2 separate regions of the Homo sapiens genome follow, and region 1 is linked to region 2. The links are chromatin loops, found by intact Hi-C in ENCODE. Cell type or tissue: mucosa of descending colon. All regions are shown on one strand. Links, peaks and the distances in the headings refer to the core of each region. The heading gives the core; the rest is flanking DNA. Region 1 overlaps KRTCAP2 (keratinocyte associated protein 2). Region 2 has its middle 16 kb from the start of EFNA1.

The links. Hi-C counts contacts between places; a loop is a spot of excess contacts. Peaks named below come from ENCODE experiments on the same cell type or tissue, not always from the same donor. Only the 100,000 strongest peaks of a DNase experiment are listed, where the experiment ranks them.
Region 1: it touches region 2 in a loop (2.5-fold over the local background); 51 of 110 quality-filtered maps call a loop at or near these places.

The regions. Positions count from the first base shown.
Region 1 is chr1:155,166,745-155,169,647 of GRCh38, reverse strand. KRTCAP2 (keratinocyte associated protein 2) reads left to right here. Exons shown (of 5, transcript NM_173852.4): 5 at 88-240. The coding sequence ends at 208. Among named protein-coding and RNA genes, the nearest start is that of KRTCAP2, 5.1 kb to the left of the region's middle. RefSeq lists a silencer at 2,033-2,092. In mucosa of descending colon, for the core only: a CTCF peak has its summit at 1,597 (motif pointing right); DNase peaks (open chromatin) are centred at 1,627, 2,167 and 2,657.
Region 2 is chr1:155,110,893-155,113,795 of GRCh38, reverse strand. No RefSeq gene overlaps it. Among named protein-coding and RNA genes, the nearest start is that of EFNA1, 16 kb to the left of the region's middle. In mucosa of descending colon, for the core only: no CTCF peak of the experiment used is centred there; a DNase peak (open chromatin) is centred at 1,320.

The sequences.
Region 1 (2,903 bases), core at 217-2,716, 56 kb before region 2:
CTTTCCTTGATGCTAGTGTCTTCCCTAGGAGGCACCAGGCTGGCAGATGCCCACTGGTGCCATGACCTTTCTGTCTTCACCATATAGCTTCATCTTCTCCATGGTTGGTCTGTACTACATCAACAAGATCTCCTCCACCCTGTACCAGGCAGCAGCTCCAGTCCTCACACCAGCCAAGGTCACAGGCAAGAGCAAGAAGAGAAACTGACCCTGAATGTTCAATAAAGTTGATTCTTTGTAGCTCTGTGAGTTGTGATATGTTGTGGGTGTCATCTACCAGTATCCAGCTTAGATGTACAGAATGTTAAGACATTTGGGCACCTTCTGTTTTCAGACCTTGGGAATAGTGAGGCTTTCCTTCCTCCCACATTAATTTTTACCAGTTATCTGTTGAATACTGTCAGTGCCACTGGAGTGGCATATACTTGTGTGAGTCTCATCATGGAAGAAAAGTACATGAATGTTCTGCAGTCGTGTTCTTTGGGGAAAGGGGTAAAGGCTGCAATGCAGGAAGTCCTGTCCGTCAGTACCAGAAGGGATCTTGGAGCAAAAGAGTAAAGGAAGGAAAGGTCCCGTATACCTACACTGTTTCACGGGGTTCCACGTGGTATCTTTGCCACTCCAGCTCCCTGCCTTAAGCAAATCAGCCCCCTGCTGCAAGTGCATAGGTGGGACTTCTCTCCTGATGCTGTCCCTGGGACCTATCTGTTCTACTTCAGCATGAACATATGGCTGTGTTTAGAAAGACTCCCCAGGTGATCAACTGCTCCTAGCCTGTTTGTTCTGGTGCTTTCATTTTTTCCCCATCTTGTAGCCAAGACAATGGGAACTTCCTAAATTGTAGCGAAGTATATAAAACAATAGGAGCAAGGACACCAACCTCTGAGCCCACCTTGATGGAAATGCAGGTGGCTACTTGCACCCTGCCCTGTCTGTGCTCTGTCATGAGGAACAACTCTATGCAGAGTGCCCGTCCTAGGTGCCGTCCCTCGTGCTGAATGGCGTGTGTTTTAGGGTATACACCTCATCTTGGTCAGCTTTGTTTTTTCCAGAGCCTGATAATGGACAATAAAGACTGGTGGGTTGGGCCAGCCATGGTGGCTCAAGCCAGTAATCCCAGCACTTTGGGAGGCTGAGGTGGGTGGATCACTTGAGGTCAGGAGTTTGAGACTAGCCTGGCCAACATGGGGAACCCCATCTCTATGAAAAATGCAAAAATTAGCCAGGTGTGGTGGTGTGTGCCTGTAGTCCCAGCTACTTGGGAGGCTGAGGCACGATAATCGCTTGAACCCAGGAGGTGGAGGTTGCAGTGGGTGGAGATTGCGCCACTGCACTCCAACCTGAACGACAGTGAAACTCTGTCTCAAAAAAAAAAAAGGTGGGTTAGTTGAATGAAATAACCTGCCCTGACAAACAAAATCCTGTCCATAGGTGCCTGAGTTAGGGAATAAGACTCAGTGAAGATGAAGAAGTGAGTAGAGGAGTTTTGGTCAGGGATTAGAGGCCACCCCACTCCACTCCCATCTTTGGCTAGAACACTTGCCCTTCCGTAACCTGCCCAAGGAGGATGTGCTAGGCAGTTTATCCAAAACGCCTGCAGGGGGCGCTATGGACTCACGTCTGCCTCCTGGAAGCCAGCGGCACCCTCCTAGGCAAGCTATCCCTGAGGGCCGGGAGTGGCGTTAGTTGCTGCTGGGTCCGTCAGTGTGGAAGCCAGCCTTCTTAGAAGACTCGGAAGACTGGTCCATTTGGAAGGACTGAATCCTGAATTAAGCCTCTTCTCCCCCTAGGCTGGGAGTGGAGGCGGAAAGTTCAGTGGAGACCAGAGAGAGCCTCCCTGAGAAGATCTGGCTCTGACTCACCCGTACTGATGGTTGGGGAGGGCGGTGGGTTGTGATATATGAGACCCTCTGGGAGAGGACGAGGTTGTCCAAGTTGGTCTCTGGGCCTAAAGGGAGGCTGGATTGGCTCTAAGTCTCACTGTCAAACCTCGACTTTGTCCTAACCCGTGGGAGCACTGGGCAGAGGGTCAGGTCCCAGTCCAGGTGAGCACAGACACAGCCTAGGGCGGGGAGGGGGGAAGGGAGTGGCGGGGGACGGGATGGGGGGAGACTGGGGATCCGGCCACCAGAGGGCATCATGCCTTCCACAACGAGAGCTGGCTTTGGTGGGGACCAGCAGCGAGCATCATCTCTATGGCTAGGGGAGGGTGGGGAGGAGCCGGAGAGCAGGTGCCAGGGCAGTGCCAAGGGATCTGAGCACCTACTGCCACCCACTGCGTAGGCACCATGGGCAGCATGTGGCCCAGGAATAATGACGCCTTCCTCAGGGAATGAGTACATTTACAAGGCAGGTTGGCGCCAACGTCGCAGCTCTGCACCCTGCCTGGTTGCAGGCTGCCTGCACCTGACCTGCCAATTAACCCTGGCAGGGGTATCACAGCCACCTAATCACCATCATTAAGTAAGGGGGCGTGAGGACTCCATGGCTGCCAGAGCCCTGAGGGTGAGAAGGGCAAAGGTGCTAACCTCTTGGCCCCTGGACTTCTGGGGCTCAGTTCCACCCCGGAGGAGGCGGTAGGCCTGAGGGAGAGAGAGGCGGTAGGCCTGAGGGAAAGAGAGGCGTCCCCGCCCCTGGGGGACAGAGGGAAGCCAGATGTTTCCTCCTGCTCCCTCACACGTGGCCCTAACACCCGCCGGCGCCCGCAGCCAGCTCCGGAAACAGGAGTAAATAATGCAGGGGATGGGGCTGCGGGGAGTGCGGGAGGGCGCTCGCTCTGCGGGTTCCTGGGGGCAGAAGGGATGCCTCCAGAGAAAAGGGAGAGCAGTAGGAATGTGAGACCAAGGGCAAGGAGGCTGACTCCCTGAGGACTGGCACTTAGGCCGTGCTGGCGGGTCAGGGCG
Region 2 (2,903 bases), core at 274-2,773:
TGGCTGAGTGCTGCAGCTGTTCTGGAGGGCTCAGTGTTTTCCTGCTGGTGGGGGTTGGGGCACTGGAAATCTCTCCTCTCCCTTGTCACCTCTGTTGGGGGTTCCCAAGAAAGGCGGCTTGTGCTTTCATGTGTTACAGATTGGCATGTCTGTTCTTCGATTTTTTTTTTCTTTTTAAGACGGACTCTCACTGTCACCCAGGCTGGAGTGCAGTGGTGAAATCTTGGCTTGCTGCATAGTCTGCCTCCCGGGTTCAAGTGATTCTCTTGCCTCAGCCTCCTGAGTATATGGGATTACAGGCGCATGCTACCATGCCTGGCTAATTTTTGTGTTTTTTTTGTTGTTGTTTTTGTTTGTTTGCTTGTTTTTTGTTGTTGTTGTTTGTTTTTTGTGATGGAATCTTGCTCTGTTGCCAGGATGGAGTGCAGTGGCGTGATCTCGGCTCACTGCAACCTCCGCCTCCTGGGTTCAAGCAATTCTCCTGCCTCAGCCTCCTGAGTAGCTAGGACGACAGGCGCACACCACCACACCCAGCAAATTTTTTGTGCTTTTAGTAGAGACGGGATTTCACCATGTTAGCCAGGATGGTCTTGATCTCCTGACCTCGTGATCTGCCTGCCTCAGCCTCCCAAAGTGTTGGGATTACAGGTGTGAGCCACTGCACACGGCCAATTTTTTGTATTTTAGTAGTGCCAGGGTTTCACCATCTTGGCCAGGATGGTCTCGAACTCCTGACCTCAAGTGATCCACCCACCTTGGCCTCCCAAAGTGCTGGAATTACAGGCATGAGCCACTTCACCTGGCCCAATTTTTTTTTAATCATCTGATTTTTAGATTCATCTTTAATTTTCATTCACAGTCACCTCTATCCACAGGGCCCTGACAGGCTTCCCTGGGGCTGGACTGAGGATGGATCTGCACACTTGCTGCCATGCTATGCTGCAGCGGGATTTCTTTTTTTTTTCTTTTTTCTTTTTTTTTTGAGACAGAGTCTCCCTCTGTTGCCCAGGCTTGAGTGCAGTGGTGCCATCTCAGCTCACTGCAAGCTCCGCCTCCAAGATTCAGGCCATTCTCCTGCCTCAGCCGCCCGAGTAGCTGGGATTACAGGCGCCCCCCACCACGCCCGGCTAATTTTTTGTATTTTTAGTAGAGACGGGGTTTCACCATGTTAGCCAGGATGGTCTCGATCCCCTGACCTCGTGATCCACCCGCCTTGGCCTCCCAAAGTGCTGGGATTACAGGCATGAGCCACCCCGCCCGGCCTGCAGCGGGATTTCTAGTCCTCTGAGGATGAGGGCTTTGCCACAGAGCCATTTGGGAGCTTCCTCAGCCCCTCCCGCAGGCAGCCACGCTCCTGTGAGGTGTTCCTCCTGGCTGTGGCAATTTCCGACTCCAGTGTGCACACAGCCATCACACTCCCCATAGATGGCCTGCCATGGCCCCTCCTGGGACAGCAGCCCAGGCGAGTCCTTCTGCAGAAAGCTTGGGCCAAGCAAAGGACCACCTGCCTAGGGTGAGGGCAGTCAAGGATAAGGGGGCGGGAGCTGAGGACACAGCCGTCAATTTACCACACTAGGTGGGGCTGGGCCCCTTGCACAGGTTAGGGGCGAGTCCTGTCTCCAACTCTGGGCTGTACTTAGTCACTAAATGTGCAGAGCCAGGCCCCCCAGGCCCCACGGCCCTCATCAAATCCATTCATCTGGCTCCTCCCCACACCCTTCCACAGGTCAAGAACACACCCAAGATCTTCCTTCCCTCTGCCTCATCACCATTTTTCTCCTGACAAACCTTTAAAAAAAGAAAAGAAAAAAAAAGGCCAGGCGCGGTGGCTCATGCCTGTAATCCCAGCACTTTGGGAGGCTGAGGTGGGCGGGTCACCTGAACTCAGGAGTTTGAGACTAGCCTGGCCAAAATGGTGAAACCCCGTCTCTACTAAAAATACAGAAAATTAGCTGGGTGTGGTGGCGGGCGCCTGTAATCCCAGTTACTGGGAAGCTGAGGCACAAGAATTGCTCGAACCCCAGAGGCAGAGGTTGCAGTGAGCTGTGATTGCACCACTGCACTCCAGCCTGGGTGACAGAGAGGAAAAAAAAAAAAGAAGAGAAAAATACAACAAACAAACATCAACAGCGGAAGTTAACTGGAGACCCCCGTTTGTGAACCAGTGAAAGGGACAATGGATGAGGAGGCTGGTGTGGTATCCTGAGGGCATCCTGTGGATAAGGCACCAGGCCAGGGGCTGGGGCCCTGAGGTTTCACTCCTCCCAGGTCTAGAGGGGTCCATCCTACCCCTGCTGCCAGAAGAGGGGCCTTTCCTCTGCCCCACAGCACCTGGGTCTAGGAACTGTCTGATTCACCGCCAGGAAACCCTCTCCTTGAGATGTTTCTTCATAGGTCATCCCAGAGCCTGCTAAATGCTTTTGCCCTAGGCTGGCTGTGTGGCTGGTGGTCTGTGGAATGAGGAAAGTGTCTCCTCTCCACTGGCTACTGGGAGAGCATATAAAATAAACATGATTTAAAAAGCCAGTGCCCACAGAAGACACAGACGAAATATTAAAAAATAAAAAAATAAGAAAAATAAAATAAAAATAAACAACCCCCCAGAAACCCCAGGTTCCCAAGCTGGGTGGGATGTGGAGTAAGCCAGTTTGCGGTGACATTTATATAAGGGGCTTGGTTCCTCCCTCAGGCAAGTCAAGCAAGTTGTAAAATTTGAGGGCACATTTTAAAATTGTTTAAAATCCTCCAAATGTGTTTCCTGTCTGGCACGGTGGATGGCGCGTTGGTAATACATGTGCATGTGTGGCCTGGAGGACGTGTTAACGACCAGGTTTAGAGGCAGAGATGCAGAAGAGCCTGCAAGAACCAGGAGCGAGAAAAGGGGTCTGTTGTTGTCATGGTGT